Regions from separate parts of the Homo sapiens genome. Here region 2 is linked to region 1. Evidence: read pairs that join two places in POLR2A ChIA-PET (ENCODE). Cell type or tissue: A673. All regions are shown on one strand. Each heading gives the region's core, and the rest is flanking DNA. Links, peaks and the distances in the headings are about the cores only.

The links. Peaks named below come from ENCODE experiments on the same cell type or tissue, not always from the same donor. Only the 100,000 strongest peaks of a DNase experiment are listed, where the experiment ranks them.
Region 2: POLR2A ChIA-PET joins it to region 1 with 8 read pairs; 1 of 35 experiments calls an interaction of 5 or more read pairs at or near these places.

Annotation. Positions count from the first base shown.
Region 1 is chr9:122,967,650-122,980,339 of GRCh38, forward strand. The region is part of intron 2 of RABGAP1 (RAB GTPase activating protein 1); the gene reads left to right. Among named protein-coding and RNA genes, the nearest start is that of RABGAP1, 33 kb to the left of the region's middle. In A673, for the core only: no CTCF peak of the experiment used is centred there; no DNase peak of the experiment used is centred there; H3K27ac peaks cover 53 bases.
Region 2 is chr9:123,064,869-123,077,558 of GRCh38, forward strand. It overlaps RABGAP1 (RAB GTPase activating protein 1), which reads left to right. Exons shown (of 26, transcript NM_012197.4): 14 at 480-593; 15 at 5,482-5,556; 16 at 8,684-8,809; 17 at 9,417-9,560; 18 at 11,377-11,418; 19 at 11,766-11,894. Among named protein-coding and RNA genes, the nearest start is that of GPR21, 38 kb to the left of the region's middle. RefSeq lists an enhancer at 7,454-8,127. In A673, for the core only: no CTCF peak of the experiment used is centred there; no DNase peak of the experiment used is centred there; H3K27ac peaks cover 1,442 bases.

The sequences.
Region 1 (12,690 bases), core at 3,092-7,091:
TTGATTAGTCATTTATAGTACATGGGGGGAACCCTCAGGTATCTTCCGAAGAACAACTTTTTTTGCTGTCTCATATGTCTTTTTTTCCTGAAAAAAATTTTTTTTTTTTTAGACAAGAGTTTCACTCTTGTTGCCCAGGCTGGAGTGCAGTGGCATGATCTCCATCTTCCGGGTTCAAGTGATTCTCCTGCCTCAGCCTCCTGAGTAGCTGGGATCACAAGCACACACCACCACACTTGGCCAATTTTTTGTATTTTTAGTAGAGATGGGGTTTTACCATGTTGGCTAGGCTGATCTCGAACTCCTGACCTCAGGTGATCTACCCGCCTCGGCTTCCCAAAGTGCTGGCATTACAGGTGTGAGCCACCATGCCCTGCCTTTTTTCTTAATGTTTAATTTTTGTGGGTACATAGTAGGTGTATATATTTATGCGTTAATGTGTATATATGCATTACATGAGACATGAGACATTTTCGTACAGGTGTGCAATGAGTAAAATTACATCAGTGTAAATAGGGTATCCATTACCTTAAGCATTTATTCTTTGTGTTACAAACAATTCAATTCTACCTTTTTTTTTTTTTTTTTTTTGAGGTGGAGTCTGGCTCTGTTGCCCAGGCTGCAGTGCAGTGGTGCAATCTCAGCTCACTGCAACCTCCACTTACTGATTTCAAATGATTCTCATACCTCAGCCTCCTGAGTAGTTGGGACAGTAGGCGTGCACCACTATGCCCGGCTAATTTTCATATTTTTAGTAGAGATGGGGTTTTACCAGGTTGGTCAGGCTGGTACTGAATTCGTGGCCTCAAGTAATCTGCCTGCCTTGGCCTCTCAAACTGCTAGGATTACAGGCATGAGAAACTGTGTGTGGCACAGTTACACTCTTAGTTATTTTTAAATGTTCAATTAAATCATTTTTTACCAGCACAGTTATACTCTTTTACTTTTATTTTTTATTTTACTTTATTATTGTTACTATTTTTGAGACAGAGTCTTGCTCTGTCACCCACGCTGGAGTAAAGTGGCAGGATCTGGGCTTACCACAACCTCTGCCTCCCAGGTTCAAGTGATTCTCCTGCCTCAGCCTCCTGAGTAGCTGGGATTACAGGTGTGTGCCACCACACCTGGCTAATTTTTGTATTCTTAGTAGAGACGGGGTTTTGCCATGTAGGCCAGGCTGGTCTCGAACTCCTGACCTCAGATGATCCACCTGCCTTGGCCTCCCAGAGTGCTAGGATTACAGGTGTGAGCCACCGCCCCCAGCTAGTTATTTTTAAATGTACAATTAAACCATTTTTACTGTAGTCACCCTATTGTGCTAGCAAATACTAGGTCTTATTCTTTCTAACTATGATTTGTCATCTTTACCAGAAAGAAATACCCGTATAGTCATGCACTGCATGACAGCATTTCAGTCCACAACCAACTGCATGTATGAAGGTGGTCCCAAAAGATTATAATACCATATTTTTATTGTACCTTTTCTGTGTTTAGATATGTTTAATACATGCATACTTACCATTGTGTTAGAATTGCCTACAGTATTCAGTATAGTAACATGCTATACAGGTTTGTAGCCTAGGAGTAACAGGCTATACCATACAGCCTAGTTGTATAGTGGGCTATGCTTCCTGGGTTTATGTAAGTACACTCTATGATGTTCATACAACAGAACTGCCCAACAGGCATTTCTCAGAATGTATCCCTGTTGTTAAGTGATGCATGATTGTGTTTTGTAGACAAGGAAATTGAGGAACATGTTCTCCAAATTTAAAATATTTCCTCTGTGTGTTTTAATTTCAGTACATTTGTATATTATGTAAGGTTATTATGTATAGAACTGGAATTGAGGAATTATTCAAATTGTTAAATCTTTAAGGTCTGTCATCAGAGGAAGGTATAATAGTGTTACTGGAGATATCTTGCGCAGTGGTCCTCTCCTTTTTGAAACCTTGTATCGTTTCTCAGCCCCTAGTAGAATGACTAACAAAATGACTTAAAAAAAAAAAGATTTGTAGAGCATCTTATCTATCTTCCTAACACATTTTTTTTGCCATTTCAATGTGGTATAATATGGAATTTAAAACATTTTATTTTGTAGAGACAAGGTCTTCATATGTTGCCCAGATTAGTCTCAAACTCCTGGCCTCAAATGATCCTCCCACACTGACCTCCTAAAGTGTTGGGATTACAGTTGTGAGCCACCACGCCTGGCCAACATGACATTTAATAAATTCCAAGGCTCTCGAGTTTTGTTTGTTTGTTGAGACAGAGTTTTGCTCTGTTGCCCAGGCTGGAGTGGAGTGGCATGGCACAATCTCTGTTCATTACAACCTCAACCTCCTGGGTTCAGATGACTTGTGCCTTAGTCTCCTGAATAGCTGAAATTACAGTCATGTGCCAGTGTGCCACCATATCCGGCTAATTTTTTTTTTTTTTTTCTTAGTAGAGATGGGGTTTTGCCATGTTGGCCAGGCTGGTCTTGAACTCTTGGCCTCAAGTGGTCCACCTGCCTCAGCCTCCCATTGTGCTAGGATTACAGGTATGAGCCACTATACCAGGTCCTGGAATTTTTCTTTGTTTCTGTTTTAATGCTAACATTTATGCTTGGGACATAAACATAAAAGTGGAACCATGAGTTGGGTGTGATAGTGTGTACCTGTAGTTCCAGCTGCTTAGGAGGCTGATGCAGGAGGATTGCTCAAAGCCAGGACTTCAAGGCTGCAGTGCTCTATAAGCATGCCTGTGAATAGCCACTGCAGTTCAGCCTGGGCAACATAGTGATACCCTGTCTTAAAAAAGAAATGTTTTTTTAAACTTTTATTTTAGATTCAGGGGGTACATGTACAGGTTTGTTACAAATGTATATTACATGATTCTGAGGTTTGGGGTACAATTACACCCAGGTAGTAAGCACAGTACCCAATAGATAGTTTTTTCAACCCTTATCCCTCTGTCTCCTTCCCTTCCTACCCTCTGTTGCAGTCCTCAGTGTCCATTGTTCCCATCTTTATGTCCATGTGTACCCAATGGAAAACATATTTTAAAAGTCTGTCACTATTCCACCCCAAAACTCCAAAAGTCCCAGTTGAGTGTCTTGTTGAAAGGTCATTTGACAGCTAGTAACTATCACAGGATAGGAATTCCCATTTTTGAAAATATGATAACCTACACAGCCTAAGAAGTTTCCATTATAAAATAATTAGGAAAGCTGGCTGAAATGTAACAAACAGCTTTTTAATTGCCTAGCTGTATTTACAAGAAAGTAATGACAGTCTTCAAGGAACAAAAACAAAGAGGGTACTGAAAGCTGGAACTATACATATGGGCTGACATTTGGTCTGCACTGAGGAATTTTCTATTCTTTATAACCAAAGTGCTTGGATTTTGATAACTACGTTGGGCAAGAGGTAAGGCCTTGGGTTTAGAGAGAGAGGTGTTGGAGCTGAGATCTCCTCAGAAAGTGTACTCAGGGGCTACTTCCTAACTTGAAAGGATAGGGTAAAAATTCTACCTGTACTTCACAGGAAAGAACATAAGGAAACTTACATTTCTTAGCTTGGACACTAATTTGGAGGAGGGTCTTGCTGGGAATTTATTCCCACAGGCTTGCCTTCATGTATGTTTAGAGTTTGAATTTACACTGCTTGTATGTTCCTTGATTGATAATACTCCAGGCACCTTACAGAAGCAATTGCAGAACTACTCTGGAAGAACATACTTGCCACTCAGGCTACATGGTATTTCCCCAGATAACCCTCTTAAAGCAGAGCACACAATCCAAAATTTACAAATATATACAAAGAATTATTTATTATGAGCAAGTTAGCAAACCCCAGCAGAACTGAATCCCACTGGAACTTGGGCATTAGAATTATTAGGTATAACCTTAAGGGAAATATGATTAAAATCATTAAAGACTTAAAGCAAAATTAGAAAACATTTAAAAAGAACAAAATATCAAAAAATGTAAAAATTAAGCCAACTAAAACTGGAATTCTGCAATTAAATTTAGAGCCAGTGAAATTAAAAGTGCAGCAGATATGTTAAACAGCAAATTACACATGGCTGAAGAGAGAATCAAATACCTGGAAAATGGATCTGAAGAAATTATCCAGAAGATAGCATTGAAAGATATGAAAGACCACTTAAGAGACATGAAAATTAAGATGAGAAGGACCAACCATCTTAAGTGTTCTATAATAAGAGAATGGTGAAGATGGAAGAAAATACTTGAAGAGATAATAGTTGAATATTTTCCAGAAGTGATAAACGATATAAATCATTGGCTTCAAAGAACACAGTAAGTCCCAAGTGGAATGATAGTAGAACTGGAGAACATCATAGCCAGAGAGAAAATAATACAAGGCTGAATGAGAATAGAGATGAAGTGGACTTGGTGCCTGTATTTAAGATGCTTATAGCTTAGGGCAGATGACAATTAAAAATCTTGTTACATTTTTTTCTGTTAGTCTTTCCTTTGTAACAGATTACCTCTGCCCATTGTAGTGGCACATGTCTGTAATCCCAGCACTTTGGGAGGCTGAGGCAGGAGGATCACTGGAGCCCAGGAGTTCAAGACCAGCCTGGGCAACAACAGTGCGACCCTGTCTCTTTAAAAAATAAAAATAAAAATGGTAAGAAAAAAACTCCAAATTACCTCGATACTCAGTGGATTAAAACTATTTCTCTTGATTTTGTGGATTGACTGGTTGGTTTTTGCCAATCTTGCGCTCATACAGCTTCATCTGGTGGGTCGGGTGGGGACTGGACTTGAGTAGGATGGCTGGGTCTCCTTCCATGTAGTCGCTCGTCTTAGGCTTCTTCACAGCATGGTAGTCTTAGGACAGGAGTAGCAGCTGTAAGGCCCTTGGGGCTGTGGGTTAGAAATTATACCACGTGGATTCTCGTGTTCAAAGCAAGTCACAAGTCCAGTTCTTATTCAAAGTTTTGGGTAAATAGGCTATATCTCTTGATTGGAGGTGCTGTAGAGATTCTCTGGCCGTATTTAATTTTCAACATCAGTATAGTTAGATGAATGCTGTGGTGTAGATGAGCAAAGGGTGCTATAGAACAGAGGATGGAAACCTAATTCAGCTTGAGGGAAGGGTCAAGGAAGGCTTCTTGGAGTTGGTAATGCTTTACGTAAGCCCTTTAAATAAAAGTATTATGTGATGGTGTGGTTATAGAAAACATAAAGGTATGGCCGGGCGTGATGGCTCACACCTGTAATCCCAGCACTTGGGGAGGCCAAAGTGGGAGGATTGGTTGAGCTCAGGAGTTGAGACCAGCCTAGGCAATATAGTGAGAGCCTATCTCTTTATATATTAAAAAAAAAAAATACATAGAGGTATATTTCTTTTTTTTTTAACCTAGTCATCCATAAGCAGGTATTTTTCGTAATAAAATGTTTTGACAACTCATATCAAAATGTGAGAACTTTCCATAAAAGCAGAACATGTATTTTCTCCATCTGACTGACTATATGTTCCTCTCAGTTGGGAATCTTAGCTCTTACCCAAAGATACTCTATAAATACTGGTTGGGGATGCATTGATGAACTAGTGTTTCTTATGCAGAAAGATCAGTTACTTTTTTTTGCTTTTGAGACGGAGTCTCGCTCTGCTGCCCAGGCTGGAGTGCAGTGGCATGATCCCTGCTCACTGCAAGCTCCACCTCTCGGGTTCACACCATTCCCCTGCCTCAGCCTCCCAGTAGCTGGGACTACAGGCGCCCACCACCATGCCCGGCTAATTTTTTGTATTTTTAGTAGAGATGGGGTTTCACCGTGTTAGCCAGGATGGTCTCGATCTGACCTCGTGATCCACCCGCCTCGGCCTCCCAAAGTGCTGGGATTATAGGCATGAGCCACCGAGCCTGGCCAGATCAGTTAATTTTTTAAACTCTTTAATCCTCATAGAGTTTTCTTCTTGAAAAATCTAATTGACATTATTTAGATGAAAGAAAATTGCCAAACTTTATTAAAATAGCAGATAACAAAAGTCACTCTGTCTCAGTAATGCCGAAACTAATCTTCTGATTTGGTTTCTGATACTGCTTTTTTAGAACCTGATAATCTGCTGGACGTGGTGGCTCACGCCTGTAATCCCAGCACTTTGGGAGGCCGAGGCGGGCAGATCACCTGAGGTCAGGAGTTTGAGACAAGCCCGGCCAACATGGCAAAACCCCATCTCTACTAAAAATACAAAAATTAGCTGGGCGTGGTGGCATGCACCTGTAATCCCAGCTACTCCGGAGGCTGAGGCAGGAGAATTGCTTGAACCCGGGAGGCGGAGGTTGCAGTGAGCTATCACGCCACTGCACTCCAGCCTGGGCGACGAGCGAAACTTCGTCTCAAACCAAAAAAAAAAAAGAAAAAAAGAACCTGGTAATCTTGTCCTCTGTAATGCAGATCTTTTATTCAGCAAAGTTACTGAACATGAGCTCAGTTTAATTAAGAGGGTTATAGTGGTGGTGGCAGTGGAGACACATCAGTAAATACGTCATCATGATACAATTCATCATGTACTAGAATCTAGGTATGAGCGAACTGTGTGAGAATGTAATTGTTGCCTAAAGAAGAAAAGAAAGGTTATGTGTAGTAGGTGATAGTTGAGAAAATATTAAGAGTGCCCTGTACAAACAAGTGAGCCTGTAACGTGGTAAGATCCAGAAGCTTGAAAGAACATGGAGTCAGGACTACTGTAGGTAGAAGAATTGATTGTATTTGCTTTTCTTTTCCTCCCAAGATGGAAATGGCTTTGTCTTTTTTTTTTTTTTTTTTTTTTTTTTAGTTATAATAATGTTTGCTTGATATAGAAAACCAGGCAGTAAGAGAAGTAACTAAAACCCAGCCATGGCCATGTGCAGTGGCTCATGCCTGTAATCCCAACACACTTTGGGAGGTGGAGGCAGGAGGATTGCCTGAGCCCAGGAGTTCTAGACCAGCCTAGGTAACATGATGGGACCCTGTCTCTATTTTTAAAATAAAAAAATTAAAATAAAACCCATCCATAATCCCATTACTTAGTGAAACAGTTGTAAATGTTTTGGGCCTGTCTTCAGTTGACTTTTCAGGATAAATTCACAAGCTGCTGTTCTTTCCCGTCCTCTTTTTATTTTAAAGTAATACTAGAAATTCTAATGATAACTTTATGTTGTTTGGTTCTTCCTTCATAGAGTAAGATAAAAAGACTGATAATCAGAACAGCCATGGTTTATAAAGTAAATCATAAAGAAATTTACTGATTTAACAAAGATCACAGAATGAGTGTGTAAGCAGGTTTGAGATTAGTAACTAAATCTTCAAATATCCAAATTGGACTTTTGGTTATTTCGTGTCATGTATTCTGACACAGCTAAGGTTATTTAGTGTTATAAGTAACATACATACTTCTTAATTGCTCAGCTTTTACACTGAAGCTCAGCAATATTACTCAGTTTGAACCATTTTCATTTGTGTTTTTACTGCAGTAGGATTAAAATAGTGGAAACTGTAGATCATCAGGAATTCGTCTTTAATTTTCTGATCATCTAGGGACTTCTCAAGCACAAAGTGTCCCTTCCTAAGCATGTTTTCTTGAGGGCCTAAATATCCTTCAGAAAAGGATCCCAAACTGCCTGAAGTAGCTTTGTATAACTGGCAAATCAAGTGGGGCCAAGTTGGTATTGTTGCAGTGAAAGGAAACAAGGACTATAAAATTAGAAGTAGAAAATTGAGACCAGGAAATGACTCTGGATTTTGCCTTTGGAACATTTTGTCCTTTGGTTCCATAAATGCAATTTTGCTCTCAAGGAAACAGACTTGTAGCCAATTCTACCGTATAAGATATTGCCCTTATTTGATATATTTAGAAAGGACAAATGTTATTCCAGTATGCTGCTTTTGTACATGAATAGTAGGTGTGTTCTTAGAGTTTCTTTGGGCCACGAAAAGTAGAACTACTTGCTTTCTAAGTTTATTGTTTTCAAACCTCAACTCTAATAGGTGGATCAGAGTTTCTTTAGAAAGAGCTGAGAGTGGGGTGGAGGAATACCAACACTTATTGGATGCTATTTGGCAGGTACTGTGGTGTGAGAGTTAAATGAGATAGTTCTGTAAAAACCACACGATACAGTGCCTGAAATATACGTAAGTGCCCAATAATGTTATCAAACCCTAATAACAATCCTGTGAGATAGATATTAACATCCTCATTTTAGAGATGAGACAGTTGGGGCTCCCAGACATTAATTTGCCCTCAGTTACAGAGTTAATGTCAGAGCAATGTCCCAAAGCCAGATATGTCTTACTTGGGAGTCCAAGTATGGCTACTAAGTTCAGTTGCATAGGCTTTGCACACTACAGTTCTAGTGAGAGCCATTCAGATAATCTGTGCTGTGAATGGGGTGCCTCTTGGAGTTGTGCCACAAAACAACTCTGGGCCCAGTTTTTTTTAGTACCACCCTGCTATGTAAGCAGAATTATGAATAAACAATTCATCATGCAGTCTCCATCCCTGCAAACGTTTATGTCATATGTTTACAGTAGCTGCTAAATGCTAAATTGGCCTTTTTATGTTTATTGTTTTCCTTAACAATTCAGGACTTTCCTAAAGAACTGTTCCTTTTAATGTAGAGTACATGGAAATAAACACAAATCTAAATGTAATTCTTAGTTGTACTATTCATAAATATTTGTTTTGCTTTTTTTGTCTTCATATTTGTGCTAAATTACATTAGAAGTCTTTGTTGGACTTCAAAATATATTGTTTGTGTTTTGCACTGGGCTCTTTGCAGTGTTCTTATTGTAAATGTTAGCCCTTAATGACACTTGCTCAGAATAATGAAAACAGATGGTATTTGTTTTTGTTTTTGTATTTTAGTAGATAAAGCTAAAGTCATTCAGATTTCCTTTCTATAATTAAACCAAAATTTGTAGAATATTCAGTATCCAAGTAGGATAAAATCATACTGCTTTGGCTTCCATTCTTTGCATTTGTAACATTCAGTTCAGTAAATATGTATTTCAGGTGTATTTTGTCCCAGTCACTATCTGAAGCTTTGGGGATATAAAGATAATTTAACAAACAGTCTCTGCCCAGTCTGGTTCAAGGGACTCTCTAAACAAATATTTTCTAAAACAAGTAGCAATGCTAGAATAAACATATATGCTAATATTATGGTAGCCCTGAGGAGGGAGTGATTAAATCCTATCTAGAACGGTTAAGATCTCCCAGAGGAGATAACAGAATTTAAGGTTGGTCTTAAAGAATACACAGGAGGAGAGGATGACTTTCCAGGAAAGGAAACACTCTATACAAAGTATGGGTGCTTGAAAGTTTATGGTGGGTCCTGGGAAAGTTGAGTAGTTTGCTGTGACTAAGTGACTGGAAAGGCAGATTGAGCAGAGTTGTGAAAAGACTAATAGGATATACTTATGAATTTGGGCTTTATCTTGTGGGCATTGAGGAACCATGGAAGGATTTAAAAACAAGGCAGTGCTTGATCACAACTAAGACTGGCAATTATAAGTTGAATGGTGGCCATATGTGAAAGAGAAGAGAGAGAAAGAAGGCAGGCAAACTACTAACTGCAGTAGGCTTACGTAAAATGAAAGAGGTTGTCCTAAGGTATTAGCTATGCAGAGAAGATAGAAGGGAAAAATGGACAGACAAGGGTCAATAGGATTTGTGAGTTATATGGGAATGAGAGAAATCAAGGATGATTGTAATTCTTAATTTGGCCATGGAGTGAATGGTAGTGCAACTCATTGATTAAAAAAGGATGCAGGAGGGCTGGGTTCGGTGGCTCATGCCTGCTAATCCCAACAGGGAGGCCAAGGCGGGCAGATACTTGAGGCCAGGAGTTTGAGACCAGCCTGGCCAACATGGTGAAACCCACCCCATCTCTACCAAAAATACAAAAATCAGCTGGGCGTGATGGCGCATGCCTGTAATCTCAGCTACTCGGGAGGCTGAGACATGAGAATCGCTTGAACCCAGGAGGCAGAGGTTGCAGTGAGCAGAGATTGCGCCACTGTACTGCTCAACCTGGGCGGCAGAATGAGACTGTGTCTCAAAAAGAAAAAAAAAAGCAGGAAGAGGATCAGTGGCTTAAGTTTTGGACAGAATAAGTTTGATGTATCCAACTGAAGGTCTCTATCCAGTAGACAGTTGAGGAAGGGATTGTAGATAGAGATTTGAGATTGTTTGTTGTTGGGAGTAGATACCATACAGTGGCACAGGAGAGTCTAATAACGTGAAGTTAATGCCAAAGACAGAATCCTGGATGAGCACCTTTAGTAGGGTACATAGAAAAAAAGGAACAGTTGTGTTCTCAAATTGCATCTTTTGTGGAAATCATACTTTTTCTGTTTTATTTTAGGTCAGATTTTTTGAGGTAAAATTTACACCAATAAAATGCAACCCTCTTAGTTGTACAGTCCTGAGTTTTAACAAATGTAAAGTCTCATGTAACGACCAGCACAGTCAAGATGGGGAATACTTTTATTACTCCCAAAAGTCCCCTCGTGCATCTATTTAGTCATACCTTTATTCCCCTTCCCTGATAACCAGTGATCTGATTTCTGTCCCTATAGTTTTGTCTTTTCCAGAATGCCAGGTAAATGGAGTCATACAGTATGTAGTCTTTTTGTGTATGGCTTCTTTTACATAGAATAATGCTTTTGAGATTTGTCCATGTTATTGTGTGTATTAGTAGTTTATTCCTTTTTATTGCTTAGTAGTATTCCATTTTATAGATCTATAAGAATCTTTTTATTAATCTACTCACCAGTGAATAAACATTTGGGTTGTATTCAGTTTTTGGCTATTATGAATAATGCATTAACATTTGCAGCCGGGCATTGGTGGCTCATTCCTGTAATCTCAGCAACTTGGGAGGCTGAGATGGGAAGATCGCTTGAGCCCAGAAGTTTGAGGCTGCAGTGAGCTATGATCGTGCCACTCTCCTGCAGCTTGGTCAGCAGAGAAAAACCCTGTCTCTCAAAAAATAATTTGCAAACAGATTTTTGTGTAGACATATGTTTTTATTTTTCTTGGGTAACTAATACCTAAGAGTGAGTCATATGGTAAGTGTAATGTTTAACCTTATAAAACTTTATAAAAAATGGATAATATGACTAGACCATTTTGCATTCCTACCAGCAATGTACGAGGGTTTTCTAGTCGCTCCTTATTCTTGCCAGCCCTTCCTATTGTCAGAGTTGTTTTGAATTTTAGTCATTCATTTTATTTTATTTTATTTTATTTTACTTTATTTTATTTTATTTTAAACAGGGTCTTGCTGTGTTGCCCAGGCTAGAGTTCAGTGGCATAATCTCACTGCAGCCTCAACCTCCTGGGTTCAAGTGATCCTCCCACCTCAGCCTCTTGAGTAGCTGAGACCAAGGTGTGTGCCAGTACTTCTGGCTAATTTTTTAAATTTTTGTAGAGTCGGGGTCTCACCATGTTGCCCAGGCTAGTTTCAAACTCCTAGAGACACACAGTCCACCTGCCTCAGCCTCCTAAATTGCTGGGATTATAGGCATGAACCACTGCGCCCAGACTATAGTCATTCTTATAAGGGTATAGAGGCATCCTATTATAATTTCTATTTCCCTGATGGCTAGTAATGTTGAGTTTCTTTTTATGTGCTTATTTGCCATCTGTGTATCTTTGGTGAAATGCCCTTTTTAGTTGGGTAGTTTGTTTTCTTCTTAAGAGTTCTCTATATATTCTGGATATACGTCCTTCATCAGATATATGACTTGCAAATGTTTTCTCCAGGTCTGGCTTATCTTTTCATTCTCTTAAGAGTTTCTTTTGAGCAGAACTTTTTAATTTTAATTAAGTTCTCAAGTTTTTCTTTTATGATTCATACTTTTTATGTCCTAAGAAATCTCTATGTCACAAGATCAAAAAGATTTCTCCTGTGTTTTATTCTGTATGTTTTATAATTTTAGAGCACACTTAGGTTTGTAATCCTTTTTGAGTTAATTTTTTGTATATGATGTGAACTATTGAGATTCATGTACTTGCATATAGATGTCAGATTAATTGTTCCAGCTTCATTTGTTTTATTTGTCACTTTCTCCATTTAATAACCTTGACAGTTTTGTTGAAAATCAGTTGGCCATATATGTGTGCATCTGTTTCTGGACTCTGTTCTGTGCCATTGATCTTTATATTTGCCTCTTCACCAATACCACAATGTCTTCATTACTTTACCTGAAACTACATTTATTTTAGAGATAATTGTGGTATCTGTTAGGAATGCTATTGGCAGCAAGGAAGAGAGCCCTACTAAGAGTGGGTTTATTTTTCTGCTATAAGAAGTCTGGAGATAAGTAGTTGCTAGTTGGTTTAACTTGTTCATCCATACCAGGTTCAACAGACTATAGCCTGCTGGCCTAATCTGGTCTGCCACCTGTTTTTGTAAATAAAGTGTAATTGGAACATAGCCACATTAGTTTGTTTATACATTGTTTATGGCTGCTTTCATGCTACAAAGTCAGAGTTGAGTAGCTGCAAGAGAGACTACATATAAGGCCTGCAAAGCCTAAAATATTTATTATCTGGCCGTTTACAGAAAATGTTTCTTAACTTCTGATCTATACCATTAAGGACCCAATTTCTTTTATCCACTCATTCATTTTTGGCTCACTGACTCTTTTTTAAGACAAGGGGTCTCCTTATGTTGCCCAGGCTG
Region 2 (12,690 bases), core at 5,639-9,638, 100 kb after region 1:
ATGCCATTTGCCTCTAGGACAAATCCCAATTAAGTAACTACTCTTTTCCATTTGAAAACTGGCATATGGGCTTCATTCCAAAGCATCAATTAAAGCAGCAGTTTTTCTACTGGGAGCACTTTACCTCCTCCTTTTGCGATTAGTTTGAGTATTTTCCTATAGGAAATCCATTCTTAATAGCACATTTTCCATCTTACAATAGAAGGGTCACCAGCTGCAGTTCTTTGCAGTAAGGATGGAGTATAATATGGAAGTGTATAGAGTGAAATGGGTTGCTTTTCTTCCATCTTTTTTCCCCCTTTACATTTGCTTTTGCTTGAGTGGTTGGTCCCTGAAGAGGCAGTAACTATGGGCATACATATGTGTATGTATGTCCCTGCAACATTTAAAGTGTGTAAATGAGAAGACCTTGCCTAAACCTGAATAAGAGTTTACATGATTAACCTAACTAAACCCTCTCTTTCCTTATGTTTCCACAGGAGTCTCCCCAGGACAGTGCTATCACCCGGGATATTAACCGAACATTCCCAGCCCATGACTACTTTAAGGACACAGGAGGAGATGGACAAGATTCCTTATATAAAATATGCAAGGTATTTCATGTCAAAAAAAAAAAGGACTCAATTCTGAGTGGTGGTTCTACTTTGAAATTACATAAGAAACAACTACAAAGTGTAATTTGTATTTGATGTTCAAGAATTCCAAAAAGAGAAAAGACATTGCAAAGTCAAAGGTGAGAACACAATTTTAGATTCATTAAAGAGTAGAAAATAATAAGAAATAAAATGGTAGGGTTTCCTTTCCCCTTCTAATCAGGATTTTTAGATGACAGTTCCCTGGCTCCACATTTAGACTTTCAAAATTTGTTTTTATGTTAAGAACCTCTGAGCCCTGTGACACTGCAGACTCCTTTTCAGTATTCACTTTATAAGTGATGAACTTGGCACCTACGGTACGGTCTCACAGTGGGAAGTGTCATTGCCCATCCAGGTGTACTTATAGCACTGCAGCATAGTAAATGATGGAAGATTCTGATTTCTCTCAAAAGGTCTGTACCCGAACACTAAAGGAAGTAATAGCCTGTTCAATTTCCGTATTCCATTTTCAAATAGATTTGGCACATTAGAGCTATTGGGTTATAAAAGGAGGAGATAGGAACGGAGTTTTTCAGTCTTCATCTGTTCTCAGAATTAGTCTTCAGTCTTTTCCTCCCAAAAGTAATCAAGTACTTATTTAGCATCTCCTATGTAGTAAGTACAGGTAAGGCATGAGACATGTCGCTAATGCTATATGACAACTGGTTTTAGGACAGACTAGCAGTAAAGGATAGGCTCGCCAATGAAAAATTCGATGATTTAAACTACAAGGACAGTTGAGTTTAGAGAAATATTTTTTAGATTTCATTTTAACTTTTACATAGGATACAGATTTCTGTGGTAATCTTTCTTTCTGATCATCCTTTTTAGCCCCTTCTCAGTTTTATTTCCTGCTTAAGCAGTGACCCCTGCCATCTCTCACTTTACTACAGAATTTCCTAGAAAGAAACGCTATGTCCACTGCCTCTGGTCCCTCGTCACATACTTTTGACTCCACTATATTCTAGTTCCTATTTCATGGTGCTCTTCCTTGCAGAGCTTTCTGCTCTTGAGCATAAGACATGTCACTCTCTTGGGTACGGGCTCCCTCTCATGCCTTCACTGACTTCATCATTTTATCTCACACTACCTGCCCCTAAACCAGAGGCCTTCCTCTGGGTGCTCAGTTGGGTAGTTTGGCTAGCTCTACACCATCTCCCTGGGTGATCCCTTCTACCCCCAAAGCTTCAGCTATCATCACTGTACAGATGTTCACAAATCTACATTAACTCAAGGTCTAAATTTCCAGCAGACAATTAGTCTCCATGTAAAAGTCTGTCAATTGTATCAAACAGAATGGGTTTAAAAATACAGTTCATTTTAAAACATGGTTTATTATGAAAAATTTCAAACGTAAACATTAATTAGTATAATGATTAGTCTAACTGATAAGTATAGTTAATATCCCCCACACTAATTATTTATCAATGTATTGTCACAGTTGCTTCATCTTTTTTTTCCTTTTTTCTAAAGTACTTTAAAACAAATCTTAGACATCATGATCCTAATTTTTTAATACTACATCTCTAAAAAATAAGTTTATCCATCTTTACCAATTAATTAGTAGCTACTCCACATTCAAATATCCTTAATACGGCTAGTTAGAATCAAGAGCCAATAAGACCCACATTACATTAAGTTGTTGTCTCTTTTTAAATTAAACATAGTCCTCCTTTTCTCCCATACCATTGTCCTGCTGCAGACAGTCATTTCTGTTGGTTTTCAGTCCTGTCTTTGTCTAGGTTGAGTTAGATATGACTGATGTCTCTCTTAGCTTCATTCTCTCTCTTCACTGCCCTGGTACAGGCCAGTATCTTACATTGCTGGCAGTTTTACAAAAGCTGCTCTGCCTTTGGGTTCTGGCCTGTTGATTCTTTGCTCCTTGCCTAACGCAGAATTAGATCATTTCAGTGGCCTCCACAGAAACCTTTATAACTGCTACTTTATAACCCATGGAATTAAATGAAAAGTCCTAGTTCATTTCCCTGGATTCCTTAGCTTAGTGTTGAAGATATTTTGTATTATATCCTGACTTAGCCCTTATTGCTGCTTCTCCAAATATTGTATGCATTAACTACATTGAACTTCTCACTGTGCTCTGGTTGATTCACTTGTCTAACTTCCCCACTGAACCGTGATGTCTTCAAGGGCAGGGATCATTTCTTAGATATGGTAGCATCTGTAGCACTTGGCACAGTGCTTGGTCTATAGTAGGTGTTCATTAAGTGTTGATGAATTAGTGAAATGTCTTTTCTTCCCCCAGATTTCGTTACAGCCAACATGAAACTTATACTCCAAACATTTTCCAAATGTATCATATAATTTCACACGTATATGATTCCTTTATCGTCCATCAGCCTGAAAAATATGCTCCCCTCCATTTTCTACCTATAGAAATTCAGTACAGTTTCATCCTATTATTACTGCATAATTGGTGAAGCTCTGTGCTGAGCATGTTAAATGAGAGGACTAAATGAGAAGAATACATCAACTCTGTGTTATTAATACTAGGCTTATTCTCTTATTACAAATAAAGTAAGTTACATGCTCAAGATTCATATCTAGGCTGGGCGCGGTGGCTTATGCTTACAATCCCAGGACTTTGGGAAGCCAGGGTGGGTGGTTCACCTGAGGTCAGGAGTTCGAGACCAGCCTGGCCAACATGATGAAACCCCATCTCTACTAAAAATACAAAAATTAGCTGGGCATGGTGGTGGGCATATGTAATCCCAGCTATTTGGGAGGCTGAGGCAGGAGAATTGCTTGAACCTGAGAGGCAGAGGTTGCAGTGAGCCAAGATTGTGCCACTGCATTCCACCTCGGGTGACACAGGAGACTCCATCTCAAAAAAAAAAAAAAAAAAGAAAAAATCCATATCTAGACATTGGGAGTTGTGGGATTTTAACCCAACTCTGACTAACTCTAAAGCCTCTGTTCTTTTGTAACTGATAAAACTGTTAATGGATATCTTCAAAGACATTGCCTGTTTTCCAGAGAGCTGTGTTAGCATATATTACTACTCATTTTTAACACAGTATTAATACTGGTAATAACATTTGTTAATTGTTATTAATTTGATAGGAAAGTGGTGCCTCGTATTATAAACTGATCATTTCTAAAGCCCTTTTTGCACATCTTGTCTCTGGAAAAGTATGTATGTTTCTCATCCTGTAGCCTTCTTATCAGATAAACTGAAGAAATGGGTGTGGTATAATAAGATTACATTGAATTCTACGAAAATTTATTAATGCGTGATCATAATGTATGTATTTTTAAAAGCTATAGTTTCACCAAAGCTAGTGATAAAACTTGGTTGCATATTAACTTGACTAGCATCTAATAAGTATTGGCACTATATTTTGCCAAGAGTTATATATTCTAAACATACCCAATTCTAAGTTGCTTTCTTGGGACACAGAGCAACTTTGGCACAAAAAATAAGTGGAAAACAAAGGGAGTTTCACAAGAAATAAATTTGTCAAACAAGGAATAGCATGTTGAAGCTATAGGAATTTCCCTTTCTACCACATTTACATGAGAACTGCAAATACCAGTCATAAAAACAGAACTCTGAAAAAGAACTAAAAAACCAAAGAGTAAACCATGAAGAATGTTAGATGTCAATATTCTATTCAAAATAATGTTCAGAGGAGATGGGTAGTAATCATTTGCTGCCAAGAAAAATAAAAATAAGAATTCCAGAGGAACCCACAAATGGTTTCAGAGTAATCTCACTTATCAGAAAAGTTATTACTGGTGTTGTGGAAAGAATTATATTTTGGTGTCTTTGCCAAAAGAGCTTTTCCCAGAAAGAAAAATGAATAACATTAACAGTGTTTCGTGAGCGCATGCTGTATATGAGGTGCTGACTCAAGGTTGAATAGAACATCACCCTGTCCCTCACAAAGCCTACCATCTGGCAGAGAAGATGGACATGTAAAATGCAGTGTGGGGCTGGGCTTGGTGGCTCACGCCTGTAATCCTAGCAGTTTGTGAGGCTGAGGCAGTAGGATCACTTGAGCTTAGGAGTTTGAGACCAGCCTGGGCAACATAGTGAGACCCTGTCTCTATTAAAAAAAAAAAAAATGCAGTGTGGGCCAGGCACACTGGCTCACACCTGTAATCCCAGTACTTTGGGAGTCCAAGGTAGGAGGATAGTCTGAGCCTAGGGGTTAGAGACCAGCCTGGGCAACGTAGTTGAGATCCCATCTCTATAAAAAATTTTTAAAAATTAGGCAGGCATGGTGGTGCAAGCCTGTGGTCCAGGCTACTCAGGAGGCTGATGGAGCAGGATCCCTTGAGCCCAGGAGGTTGACGCTGCAGTGAGCCATGATTGTACCACTGCACTCCAGCCTGAGCAACAGAGCAAGACCCTGTCTCTAAAAATAAAATAAAATGCAATGTGGTAATAATATAATAATAACCATGCATGTATAGCAGGTGCCATAGAGGCAGAGAAGAGAGGAATTCATTCTGGGGGAATTGAAATAAGTTTGGTGCCTGAAGGAAGAGTGCATGTTTGAGGCAGAGAGGGAAAGGACATCCCAAGGAGAGGGAACATCATGAACAACAACAAGGAAATACGAAGTTTTTTTTAGCGCAGAAGTGGTTTTTCCTTAATCTTCCCTACTCCTTCGCCACAGGAAATGCAGTGGTGATAGCTGTATTCATTGTAAAGAAAAAGTTAAGATTGGAGAGAAGTATTGGCACCACTTACTGTCTGTCAAAATGCTGTCCCAGTGTGGGTAGCATCCTCCAGGGTTCTGTATTCAAGGTCCTATAGTGCCACCATGGCCCACAAGTGGCTACATTCATTTACATTTCCTCTGTGTGTTTTATTTTCCAGGCTTATTCTGTGTATGATGAAGAGATTGGTTATTGCCAGGGCCAGTCATTTCTTGCTGCTGTGCTCCTTCTCCATGTGAGTAATTAGGTCTCTGTTATGACTTAACACATGGCCTCCCTCAGCTTATACTAACCTTAGGCTTGAGCATGGTTTTATATTGGGTTTGGACAGACTCTTAAGGCATGAATTTTAACACCTATAGCTGGAAACTTTTTCCTTAAATTAACTTAATGTCATTGTGGAGGAGATATATGATGAGAATAAACGGCAATGTTGAAAACTGGTACAGGGGTAGACTTCCTTTTTATTAATAGGATGATTGGAGAGACTTTAATGTTGGTTGAACTCTTGGGGACGTTTTATCTTCTCTAAAGTAGCCGCTGTCATTAATACTTGTTTTGAGATTTAGGTATTGGGGTAGGAGGAAGGCGGAAAAGTTGGTTTTCTTTTAGTACCATTTTATTCATTCATTGGCTTAGCAAACACCTTTGCCCTCCACCTTTTTTATTTTCTTTCAAATCCACAGAAAACTCTAAACAGTGTTAAGGTGAACAGTCTTTATCTAGTTTACCAATTAATATTTTCCACACTGCTTTTTCTGTTTGTCTCCCTCTGCATCTCTTTTTTTCTCTTTTCTGCATAAACACACATTTTCTTTTTTACTTAAATTGTTTTTTGAAATTATTCTTGAAAGTAAATAACAAACATCAAGACTTCTAAATACTTGATCATATATATGCCTTCTGGGAGCACAGAATTCTGTATCATAATCATAATACCATGATCACATCCAAGAAATTCCACATTGATTCAGTAATGTCTGATACACAATACACATTCAATTTTCTCCCAATTGTCTACTCCATAGAATCTAGCTTTTTTTCTAATCAAGATCTAATGAAGATTCAAATATTGAATTGTCATTTCTCTTTATTCTTTTAATCTAAATTACTCCTTTGCCTTTTTTTGTGTTTCATGCCATTGATAGTTTTGAAAAATTCAGACAAATTGTCATATAAAATGTCCCACAGTCTTGATTTGTCTCATTTTCTCATGATTCAGTTTAAAATGCTTGGCAAGAATACCACACAGGTGATGTCAGCAAAGAGTTTTGAGTACCTGTTATGATCTGTACTGTGCTGAAGATCAGAGGTAAATAAGAGACATGGTCTCAATCCTCCTGGATACAGAGCTTGTGAATCCAACTAGCTTTAAGCACATAATCACACAAGTATATCATTTATTACTTTCAGTGGTGCTATTAAGGTATAATAAAAAGTTTGGTGTAAGATTGTAACAAGGGAGTCTTACTTAGATTAAAGGCTTCTCAGGGGAAGTGACCTGTAAGGAGCAGCCTGGAAAATGATAAGGGATATCATTTTCTTTTGCTCTTTTCTGTGTTAACTTTTCAAAATGTTGTTATGAAAATAATAGATCTATTTGAAAAGGGAGTAGAGAATAGAGTGTTAATGGGAAAGTGAATGGTACAGTATACAGAAGTCCTAAACTGGGGAAACACTTGGTGTATGGGAGGAACTGAAAGGAGGACAGTGTGACTGGAGTATCCTGAGTGACTGGGAGTTGAGGAGAGAGCTAGGGAGAGCTTTGAAGCCCAGATAAGGAGTCTGAATCTTGCTTTTCTAAGCAACAGGTATTCAAGGGTATTAAGCCATTTTGTGTAGATTGCAATACAAGTTTGAGTATCCCTTATTTGAAATGCTTGGGACCGGAAGTGTTGTGGATTTTGGATTTTGGATTTTGGAATATTTGCATTATACCGGTTGAGCATCCCAAATCCAAAAATCCAAAGTGTTCCAATGAGCATTTCCTTTTAGCATCATGTCAGTGTTTAAAAAGTTTCAGATTTTGGAGCATTTTGTATTTTCAGATATGGGTTGCTCAACCTGTACAAGTAAAACAAAAACCACTTTGGTTTTTCTTAACTGAACCCAGCTTGTTGCTATTGGTAGTCATGTAAAAATATGATAAAGCTATGACATGAATAAAGAGGTTGACTTTTTATTTTGTTTTGTTGTTTTAATGAGACTTTATATCTCAAAGTCCCACAAGCCTGGGTGATTTATCTTCGTTCTCACCTTCAGTTCAAGGACATTTATCCCCTTGAAAATGGGTTTTCCAATCAGACCCTCCATGTCTTGTTTTGAACTCTTGCTGCTTGCCAGAGTGTTATAAGTGCTTGTTTAGAGTGAGGGGAGATGGGCTACTTAGCATCAGAATCACCACTGTGGGTTAGGCCACATCTCCTTGCATGTGGCAAAGTGAAGTTGCCTTCCATGACAAAGACTTCAAAGATCTGGGCTTTTGCCCCAGATACTCTTAACTTACCAGTAATGATCTGCTATGCTTTTCTCACTTATTACTTAATCTGATTTGCTCTTTAGTTCTGCTTTCTTCTCAGTGATTTCTGTGCTCAGCCCGCCTCCATCATCTTGTTCCATAGAAGCCTGCCCACCTTCTTGACTTTTTTGAAGGCTTGCTACATTCACACCAATCCTTAAATAACATTTCCAGTGCTTCTTTTTTCTCTTTTGAAAATATCTTGCCAAGTTCTCAGGGAAATAATTATCCATAAAACTATGGAAAATGTAGGTATTATTATAAATGTAAATAGAAGTGAAGGAGGCTTTTGTAGTACTTCAAGCATTACTGCAAGCCTTAGAATATGTAAGGTTCTTCTAAAACAAGCTATATTTTTAACAGTGAGGAAGAAAAACAATTTTGCTAGAATGAAATAGCAGCTAAGGGAGGAAAAATGGTTAAACAGAGGTCCCAGGATTTGGGAAAGATGACACCTACACTGTATATCAGCCTATTTCTGCTCAGCTCAAATTCTGTCCTTTCTACAAAGTCTGTTTCTGACTGCCTTAGGCAGATACAGGCCTTCCTGTTCTTGTATTATCACTGATGTCTAATTCCTATTACAGTTATTTTAATACTGGCTGTGTGAGAGACTCCTTGAGGACAGGAACCATACTGACAAAGAGTAGTCATTGTTAACTATTCCTTGTTTGAGTGAATAAATGTTTTAAACACAACCTTAGGCCTGAGTTTCTGCATAGCACTAAATTTTCTGGTAAGGCAATAATATAAAGCTGGATTTAATATCCTGAGAAAACTTCTGTATGTTTTGTGATTCCCCACCGCCATCCTCCCTACCCAACAACTTGCCTATCTGTTACAGATGCCTGAAGAACAGGCATTCAGTGTTCTGGTCAAGATCATGTTTGACTATGGGCTCAGGGAACTTTTCAAGCAAAACTTCGAAGATTTGCATTGCAAATTTTACCAGTTGGAGCGCCTCATGCAGGTAAAAAGAGAAACCAGCTTGTGTTTGACAAAAAGAGTACAGGACTAAGGAGCACCAAATTGAGGAAATGGTGCCAGGGAGCATTGGTAATTGCCTTAGCGATCCGTGGCTAAGGATGGGTTTCATTTTTATCCTTTATCACTATGTGATTATGATGCAAAGATTAACAAAGTGTTAAACTTTCACACCTCATGGATGTGAGCTGATAAACTCCCAAAAGATCAGATGACTTTGTTAGGGGTCTTTTCCACAGCTAACTCAGTCAAGAAGTACTCCCCAAGGCTCTGAAGCTGACTGGTTAGGAATCTCATAACAAAAGTGAAACAAACTTTCCCAAATGTTTTTTACTTTGGAGAGAAAAACAGGCTTTCCAAATACTTGTCACCATTTTGGGGATTCCTCTTTCTTTAGAACAAGTTTGTGGTCTGGAAAAAAGAGTTGAGTGCCAGCTTAATACCAGATGATAAGTGTTCTAAGCACTTTGGAGATTTTTAGAAAAACACAAGTATTTTACTTTTTTGGCCTATTCCTGGTAGATTTATGAGCCTCCTTAGTGGGAATTGGACAGATGCATATGTGCCCAGAACTAATTGGTTTGCTATTTCAGGAATACATTCCTGACCTGTACAACCACTTCCTGGATATAAGCCTTGAAGCACACATGTATGCCTCCCAGTGGTTTCTTACTCTTTTCACTGCAAAATTCCCTCTCTACATGGTCTTCCATATCATCGACCTGCTTTTATGTGAGGTATGTATCAGAGGCCACAGCACTTTGGCTTTTGTTTGCAGTGTACTTGAGGAGAACAGATTCTGTTTTGAGTGTCAGCTCTGTCAAAACAGAATTGGTCTCTTTAATTATTTTATTTTATTGCTAGGAAATCTAGGTTTAAGTGACTTCCTTGGACTAAAGCTAATGATCGTATTTGTTAAAGGTGTACTCTGAAAAGACGTACTGAATTAGACATTTGTATTAGTTCATATTAGTTTTGGCTGTATTGAATGAAGAAACCCAAAGTAACAGTGATTTTAAAAAATAGCTTTTTGCTCTCTTGTGAAAAAAAGTCAATGTTGGCAGTAGCGTGCCTTCCCCTCACTCTGGCTGTTAGCCGTATGGAGGAGTAGCACACCAGCCATTATATCATATTCAAGCCAGGAGGATTAGAGGATGGGAGAGGGTGCCTCCTCTGTTTTCAAAAGAGACTTCCTGGAAGTTCCATCCAGTATTTCCACTTTATGGTCAGAACTTAGTTACATGACCACACCTAGCTGCAAGGGAGACTTTTTAAAAAATAAGCTGAGCAGGAATTTGCTAAAAATTAGAGATTTATTACTAAAGAGAAAATAAGATATTAGAGTAAATAACAGTCTTTGCCATGACGTAATTTTGGATTTTGTGTGGTGTGTTTAAGAAAAACATAATTATAAAAATAATATATGTTTATAGAAAATATAAGTAAAAATAATTTAAAATACTACAAATCCCACTGTCTATAGGTTACCTCCTTTAACAGTTTGGTTAAAAGCAGTATCCTTTCAGCCTTTTTTATGTGTTCATATATGTGTATGTATAATTACTATACAGAATAGTATGGTTTCCATATGGATGGAACACTATATATATTATGGTTCTCCTATGTGTATATTTAAAAATATGATTGTTATTTATACTCTTTGGTATCCTCTTTTTAAATTTCATATACTTGAACATACACATCTGTACTATCCTTTTTAATTATGCTATATTCAAAACATACAAAAATTCATAAAGAATTTGTATCTACCACTCAGCTTGAAATATTCTAAGAAACAGAAGAAATAAATATTACCAAATATGCCGTTTTTCTTAGTTGCTGCCAAGTATCCCATTATTTGGATGTGCTATACTTTATGTAACCAATTTCTAATCACAAACCTTTAAATTGTTTCTAGCTTTTTAGTAGTATAAACAACCATCTGTTAAGTAGCTACTAAAGGCCAGGTGGCATGCTAAGTAATTTACATAAACTTTTCAGCTAATTATCTCAGAAAACCCATAGGAGAGTATTAGTTATGGAAACTGAGGCCCAGCAGCTTAAGCAGTTTAACTTGATCAACAGATGTTAGTGCTTCCTCTCCTTTGTTCTTAGCCCCAGGATTTGCAGAATGGAGGGAGCCTTGAGCAGATTCAGTTCTGGAATATAGGGCTTATCGACAGAGTGGTTGCTGTGCATGGATTGGGACAGCACAAGATAAAGGAAAAGTTCCCCAGGAGTTATTTCCTGAGAGATCACAACTTTATGACTGATCTTTTGGTTTGGAAGCATGGAATGCTTTGGAAAAGCATTTCTTATTATTGAATATGAGAACAGGGCAAGAAAAGCTCTTCTCTCAGAAAAAGGGGAAGCTAGGTCTTTAAGCAGCTTTTCAATGGCCCTTTAGTTTTTATTTTTCAAGGTAGTTCTGAGATAATGCATTTCCTTCCTTAAGTTTTCACAATTTCTTTAAAAATGTGGGGTATAAGGACAAATAGCATAATAGTCGAGATATAAAAACTGACAGTGTTCTTTTTGTCTGTTCTCTTTCAGGGAATAAGTGTTATTTTTAATGTCGCCCTTGGATTATTAAAGGTACTCATTTATTTATTAGCTGAGTTATCTGTCATTCCCTGCTCTGCACTTGCAATACATTGGTTGTAGTCTCATTCTGAGCAGTCACTGTGCACTAGCATTACCCATGACAGTGGATGTATGCAGGTGGCTCTGACAAAAGCGAAGAAATATCTTCTGGGGATTATAAAAGTGCTGGAAATCTAGCATTACCCCTAACAGTGGATGTATGCAGGTGGCTCTGACAAAAGCTAAGAAGTATCTTCTGGGGATTGTAAAAGTGCTGAAAAGTGCTGAGAATATAAAAAACTTCTTGTGCATCCTTATAGCAACACATTTTTTCTATATGTGTTTGTATTTTCTTCAAGACTTCGAAAGATGACCTGCTGTTGACAGACTTTGAAGGTGCCTTGAAGTTCTTTAGGGTTCAGCTTCCTAAGAGATACCGCTCAGAAGAAAATGCAAAAAAACTAATGGAATTAGCCTGCAACATGAAGGTAAAATAATTTTGCATTAGTTAAGATTCTGTTTTTCACTTAGTGTCTCACTATTCCTGATCATTTATAATACATAATTATTTATGTATTATATTTATAACATTTATAATACATATTAGTGTTAACATTTATAATATATAAATAATATTAATGATGTTTTCTTCTGTATTATATAACTCTTAACCTTTTTTTCCCCAAAATACTTTCCTATATATTATAATCCTACGAATGAAATCTCGTTGTCCCCCCAACCGCCAAACTATAGAAGAGTATTAATATCCCTGTTTTGAGACAAATCAAAACAAAAAGAGGTTGTAGTTCCCTAGTTGTACACCTGGTTAGTGGCAGAATTCAGGTTTCAGGTTTCATGATTTCTTCTACTGTGCTGGTTTTTTGTTTTTGTTTTTTTTTTTTTCTTTTTTTTGAGACAAGGCTAGAGTGCAGTGGCACAATCATAGCTCATTGCAGCCTGGACCTCCCAGGCTCAAGCGGTCCTCTCACCTCAGCCTCCTGAGTAGCTGGGACTACAGGTATGTGCCACTACACCCAGCTAATTTTTAACTTTTTTTTGTAGATTTGGGTTCTCACTATGTTGCCAAGGCTAGTCTCAAACTCCTAGGCTCAAGTGATCCTCCCACATTGGCCTCCTAAAGTGCTGGAATTACAGGAGTGAGCCACCACGCCTGGCCTTAACTTTCAACATTTGTTCTGGTCAGAAGTTCCCTAAAACAAAGCTAATAATACATGAAGAAAACTCAGTTTTATCACTTCAAGTGGCATTTGTGATTCGCACAAT